Linked DNA regions of Homo sapiens: region 1 is linked to region 2. A link is an interaction called in ENCODE POLR2A ChIA-PET data of the cell type or tissue named here. Cell type or tissue: GM12878. All regions are shown on one strand. Links, peaks and the distances in the headings refer to the core of each region. The heading gives the core; the rest is flanking DNA.

Region 1 (2,919 bases), core at 150-2,649, 150 kb before region 2:
TGGGTTTTAATGGGCCAAGGCCAGGGTCCTCTCAAGGTAGATGACTCAGATCAGAGACTGCGCAGAGCTGGAACAGGCAAAAGGCAACAACCCTAGTAAGTGACCAACCCTAAGAGTGATCAAGAAAGTCACCATGGAAAGAGGGTATTTCTCAGTCTAAGCATTCGCTCAGGGAGGAAAAGAAGAAAAAGCCCCTATACCCCACTCCAAATTCTAATCAAAAGCTGGCAGAGGTTTAGGTATAGAAATTATGTTATGTATATGGTTCAGAAAACTTTTACATTTAAGAGGTTATGTATTAGTAGTACCTCTAAGCAGGTGGCAGAAGCAAATATAAATGAAAATTTTACCTCATGGAAGGTAAGCTAAACACAGGCTTCAAAGAATTCCCACAATAAAACTCCAGGAATGTGAACTCACAAATTAAAAAAACAAAAACAAAAACAAAAGTATACAAGGAAATGAGCCGTCTTGGGCAAGAATAAGCAAAACCACCACCTGTGTAATCAGATCCATAATAACGCAATACTCAAATGATCGAAAATGCAATTTAAAAAATATATTTATGTTAACAGAAGAGTACAGATAAGGAAAAAGACACTCAAAAATAATTAGGCAGATTTGAAAAGGATCAAAATAGAAGTTCAAGAAAAAAGTAGTAATTTCTACCACTTCTAGAAATTTAAAGTGATATTGACTTAAACTCTACTGAAAAGAGAATTAGTAACCTAGAAAGTCAAAATGAGGAAATTCTTTAGAAAAACCAAGATATTTTCATCTTATGGAAAATGTGGAAACCACAAAAGAATTTAAGAGACATGCAAGATAAACTGAGAAAGTCTACTATTTAACTACCAAGAATTTCAAAGAAAGAACAGAGAGAATGATGGGAAAGACAATGCTGAAAGAGATAATGGCTGAATGTTTTTCAGAAGGGATGAAATATCATTTTCAGACTTGGGAAGACAAATTCCAAATGGGGCAAATAAAAAGAAATCCACACTTAGACATGTCGTAGTAAAGCTTTAGGATAACTTTTTTTTTTTTTTTTAAGACAGGGTCTCACTCTGTCACACAGGCTGGAGTGCAGTGGTGCAGATCACCACTCAGATGATCTTGTAATCATTTCCATTCACATGGTATTATATGAACCACTTTTAAAGTTCTCTACTTCTAGTCTACCTAAGTGTGTGAATAATTTATAAGTAAAGCTAGCAAAGGTACTCTCTAAACATTAATCCATCAGCTCTACTGATGAGGAAACAAGAAGGCTGTATTAGGCCATTCTTGCATTGCTATAAAGAAATATCTGGGATTGGGTAATTTATAAGAAAAGAGGTTTAATTGGCTCACAGTTCTGCAGGCTGTACAGAAAGCATAGTAGCACCTGCTTCTGAGGAGGCCTCAGGAAATTTCCAATCATGGTGCAAGGCAAAGGTGGGAGCAGACATATCACACGGTAAGACGAAGAGCAAGAGAAGGGGTGGGGGGGGGTGGGGGAGGAAGGTGCCACACACTTTTAAATGACCAGATCTCATAAGAACTCACTATCACAAAGACAGCACCAGCTATGACAGATCCAAACACCTTGATCCAACACCTCCCACCAGGTCCCTGGAGATTACAATTTAACATGAGATTTGGGCAGGGACAAATACCCAAACTGTATCAAAAGCTGTATCCAAACTGCATCTCTTTTCTGGAACAGAGCAAAGGTTGGGCAGAGTGCTTCTTTAGTCATGCCTACCAATGCTCCAAGAGAAAAGAAGAATCCTGATGCCCCTTGAGAACAAGGTTCATCCAACTGCCTTTGCTTGATCATCCCATAATGTGACGAGGTAGTTAAATTCTGCCTAAAAAGCTTATTTTTGGTCAAAGTGTTAAAAATAGAACACATGTAAGACAATTTTGTCTCAAACAAAAGTAAGGGTCTGAACTTACAAACCCTTGAATATGTGAGAAAAATCAAGCTAGTATGCTTAGAATTCTGGAATCCAAGGTCAGCATTCTCCCCAAGGACAGCTAACTTCTCTCGTGAAAACATTCCATAATCTGAGAAAACTGAAGCTTCATTTAAAATTTGCTTTTTGCCAGAATATCAGCCTACAGTACTGAGAAAATACCCAAGATGTCACAGGTAGTCACGTCAGGTCAGTGTTTAATTCAAATGCTCCTTACAGAGCCTTTTTCAAGGCCACTTTACCACATATTATCAGCATACTACGGAATAAAAGTTATAATGCAGATCATCCAATTTGCAGTTAAAATATACATTTCAAACCAATAAAGCCATAGCCTATGAAGTTCCAGATAATGGGAAATACTGTGTGTGCTGGGCGGGGGCGGGGGGGGGGGGGGTGCGGTGTGAGGTATAGGTAACAGCTCAAAAGCATGCCAGTTACATTCACTTTTTGGTTCTTAATTCACAAGGTAGTCCATGGAATAGAATCTTATTGTAGCAAATTCATTATAATAACAGCCACATTTTAATACAAGGTCTGGAGCTGAGGGGAAAGGATTTTGGACTGAAGTTACTGGTGGTAGCGGGGAAAGGATGAAACACAATCACTGTATATATCATATGAATAATATATCATTTTTATAGGCAGGATTTCATTAATGGCATTTTCCCTATGCCACTCTCTCAATTCACAAAATTGAAAATGTACTCAGAAGAGAGCAAAATAAAAGGTAAAACAATGCTCTTTGGCTGTTTAAGCTGCTCACAGCCAAAGGAGGTGGGCAAGGAATGAAGCAATTAAAAAGGACACATGGGTACTGCGTTATTGACAAAAAGGTTAATATTTCTGATAGCGAATAAATTCTTCACCTCAGTACACTTTAAATTGAAGAGCAACATAAAGAAATCATGAACTTGATAGGGGAGAAAGGGGTGAGTATAAAAGGTGTTATCCTTAC
Region 2 (2,919 bases), core at 312-2,811:
ATAACTTTTCAGGGAGTAATGTGGTAAAAACTATTTTCACAATAATTCTAAAATATCATTTGCTTTTTTATGCTCATTTTCTCCCGGGTGTACAGTAGAGTATTCCACAGGCTAAATGATGTATGATGTGGCATCACATGCAATGTGAAAGCACATATGAGAATCCAGCTATCTTTTATTAAGTCAGATAGAGATTTGTAAAAATGCAAAACAACAACAGTTCTCCCTGAATTTTTCTTTTGTTTTAGAAAACATGGTTATTTTTCTTTTCAAAAATGTTATTTATTGATAAGATGTAATGGACTTGCTATTGTTATTTTTTAATGAATTAATAAATATTTTGAAATTGTTTATTTTAATTTCTAATACAGGGTCTTGCTCTGTTGCCCAGGCTGGAGTGCAGTGGTGCTATCATAGCTCAGTGTAGCCTTGATCTCCCAGGTGCAAGCAATCCTTCCACCTCAGCCTCCCCAGTAGCTGGGACTACAGATGCACACCACCACGTGTGGTTAATTTTTAAATTTTTCTTTTGTAGAAACAGGGGTCTCACTCTGTTGACCAAGCTGGTTTTGAACTCCAAGCCTCAGTGATCCTGCTGCCTCAGCCTCCCAAAGTGTTGAGATTACAGGTGTGAGCCACCCTGCCAGGCCTATAGTAAATATTGATAGATAAAACTTTCATAAGCAAGAGTTCTTTGAGATCTTCAAATTTTTTATAGTGTAAAGGAGTCTTGAGATCAAAAAAAGTTAAAAACTTTGGCTGGGTGCGGTGGCTCACACCTGTAATCCCAGCACTTTGGGAGGCCGAGGCGGGTGGATCACCCAAGGTTGGGAGTTCGAGACCAGCCTGAACAACATGGTGAAACCCCATCTCTACTAAAAATACAAAAATTATGGCCAGGCGTGGTGGCTCATGCCTGTAATCCCAGCACTTTGGGAGGCAGAGGTGTGCAGATTACCTGAGGTCAGGAGTTCGAGACCAGACATGGTGAAACCCCATCTCCTTAAAAATACAAAGTTAGCTGGGCATAGTGGTACATGCCTGTAGTCCCAGCTACTTGGGAGGCTGAGGCAGGAAAATCGCTTGAACCTGGTAGGCAGAGGTTTCAGTGAGCCAAGATCACACCATTGCACCCCAGCCTGGGCGACAAGAGCAAAACTCTGTCTCAAAAAAAAAAAAAAAAAAAAATTAGCTGGGTGTGGTGGCACATGCCTATAATCCCAGCTACTCCAGAGGCTGAGGTAGGAGAATCACTTGAACCCGAGAGGCGGAGTTTGCAGTGCACTCCAGCCTGAAGTTATAAATTTCTGTTAAAGTGTCCCAGGGCTCTGTCCTTGGACTTCTTTTTCTACTAATAGCTGTCATTAACCCATTGATGCCAGTCTTTTGACTTGAAATATGCTGACAACTCCAGGTATATATCCCTAACCTGAACCTTTCCCCTGAATTTGCAGCTCACTTATCCAGCTCCCTACTTGATGTTTCCACTTAGATAGCCAATAGGCATCTAGGCATCTCAAACTTTATCTTATTTTTGAGCCAGGGTCTCACTCCATCACCTAGGTTGGAATACAGTGGTTTGATCATAGCTCAATGAAGCCTTGATCTCCCAGACTCAAATGATCCTCAGCCTCCCAAGTAGCTGGGACTACAGGTATGTGCTGCCACGCACAGCTTTTTTTTTTTTTTTTTTTTTTTTTAGTAGAGATGAGGTCTTGCTATCTTCCCCAGGCAGGTCTCAAACTCCGAGCTCAAGTGATCCTCCTGCCTTGGCCTCCCAAAGGATTACAGAAATTAAATGGCATGAGCCACCATGCCCAGCCCATCTCAAACTTTATATGTCTGTATGTCCAAAACTGATTTCCTAATACCACTGTCCAAACCTACTTATCCCATAGTTTTCTTAATTTCCTTAGATGGCAACTCCATCCTCTCATTTTGGCCATGGCTGAGGCCAAAAACCTTGGCGTTATCCTTGGCTATTTTATTTCTTGCATGCATTTCAAATCTGATTCCTTAGACCCTGTACTTCTGCCTTCGAAATAGAGTCAGAACCCACTAACTTTTTTTTTTTTTTTTTTGAGACGGAGTCTCACTCTGTCACCCAGGCTGGAGTGCAGTGGCGCAATCTCGGCTCACTGCAACCTCCACCTCCCAGGTTCAAGCAGTTCTCCTGCCTCAACCTCCCGATTAGCTGGGATTACAGGTGCCCGCCACCACACCCAGCAATTTTTGTATTTTTTTCAGTAGAGACGGGGTTTCGCTGTGTTGGCCAGGCTGGTCTCGAACTCCTAACCTCAAGCAATCCACCCACCTCGGCCTCCCAAAGTGCGGGGATTACAGGCATGAGCCAACGCACCAGGCCCAGAAGCCACTAACTTTTTACTATCACCATTGTTACCATCCTGAATCAAGCCACCATCATCTCTTAGCCTCAATTTTGCCAGGGGAGCCCAACTGGTCTCCCTACTTCTGCACTTGCCTCCCTCAGTCTAGTTTAAGTTCAGCAGCCTGAGTGATCTTGTTAGAAAGTAAGTCCAAGTGGCCAGGCACAGTGGCTCATGCCTGTAATCCTAGCACTTTGGAAGGCTGAGGCGGGCGGATCACGAGGTCAGGAGATGGAGACCATCCTGGCTAACACGGTGAAACCCCGTCTCTACTAAAATACAAAAAATTAGCCAGGCGTGGTGGCGGGCACCTGTAGTCCCAGCTACTTGGGAGGCTGAGGCAGGAAAATGGCGTGAACCAGGGAGGCAGATCTTGCAGTGAGCCCAGATCGCACCACTGCACTCCAGCCTGGGCGACAGAGCGAGACTCCGTCTAAAAAAAAAAAAAAAGTCCAAGCATGTCACTCCTGCTCCACCCAGACCCTCCAGTGGCTCCCATCTCACTCAAAGTACAGAGAAGTGAGGGCCTTAT

What was found. Peaks named below come from ENCODE experiments on the same cell type or tissue, not always from the same donor. Only the 100,000 strongest peaks of a DNase experiment are listed, where the experiment ranks them.
Region 1: POLR2A ChIA-PET joins it to region 2 with 6 read pairs; 4 of 35 experiments call an interaction of 5 or more read pairs at or near these places.

Annotation. Positions count from the first base shown.
Region 1 is chr5:138,896,734-138,899,652 of GRCh38, reverse strand. All of the region lies in intron 9 of CTNNA1 (catenin alpha 1), which reads right to left. Among named protein-coding and RNA genes, the nearest start is that of LRRTM2, 23 kb to the right of the region's middle. In GM12878, for the core only: no CTCF peak of the experiment used is centred there; a DNase peak (open chromatin) is centred at 1,512.
Region 2 is chr5:138,745,553-138,748,471 of GRCh38, reverse strand. The region is part of intron 1 of CTNNA1-AS1 (CTNNA1 antisense RNA 1); the gene reads left to right. Among named protein-coding and RNA genes, the nearest start is that of CTNNA1, 6.4 kb to the left of the region's middle. In GM12878, for the core only: no CTCF peak of the experiment used is centred there; no DNase peak of the experiment used is centred there.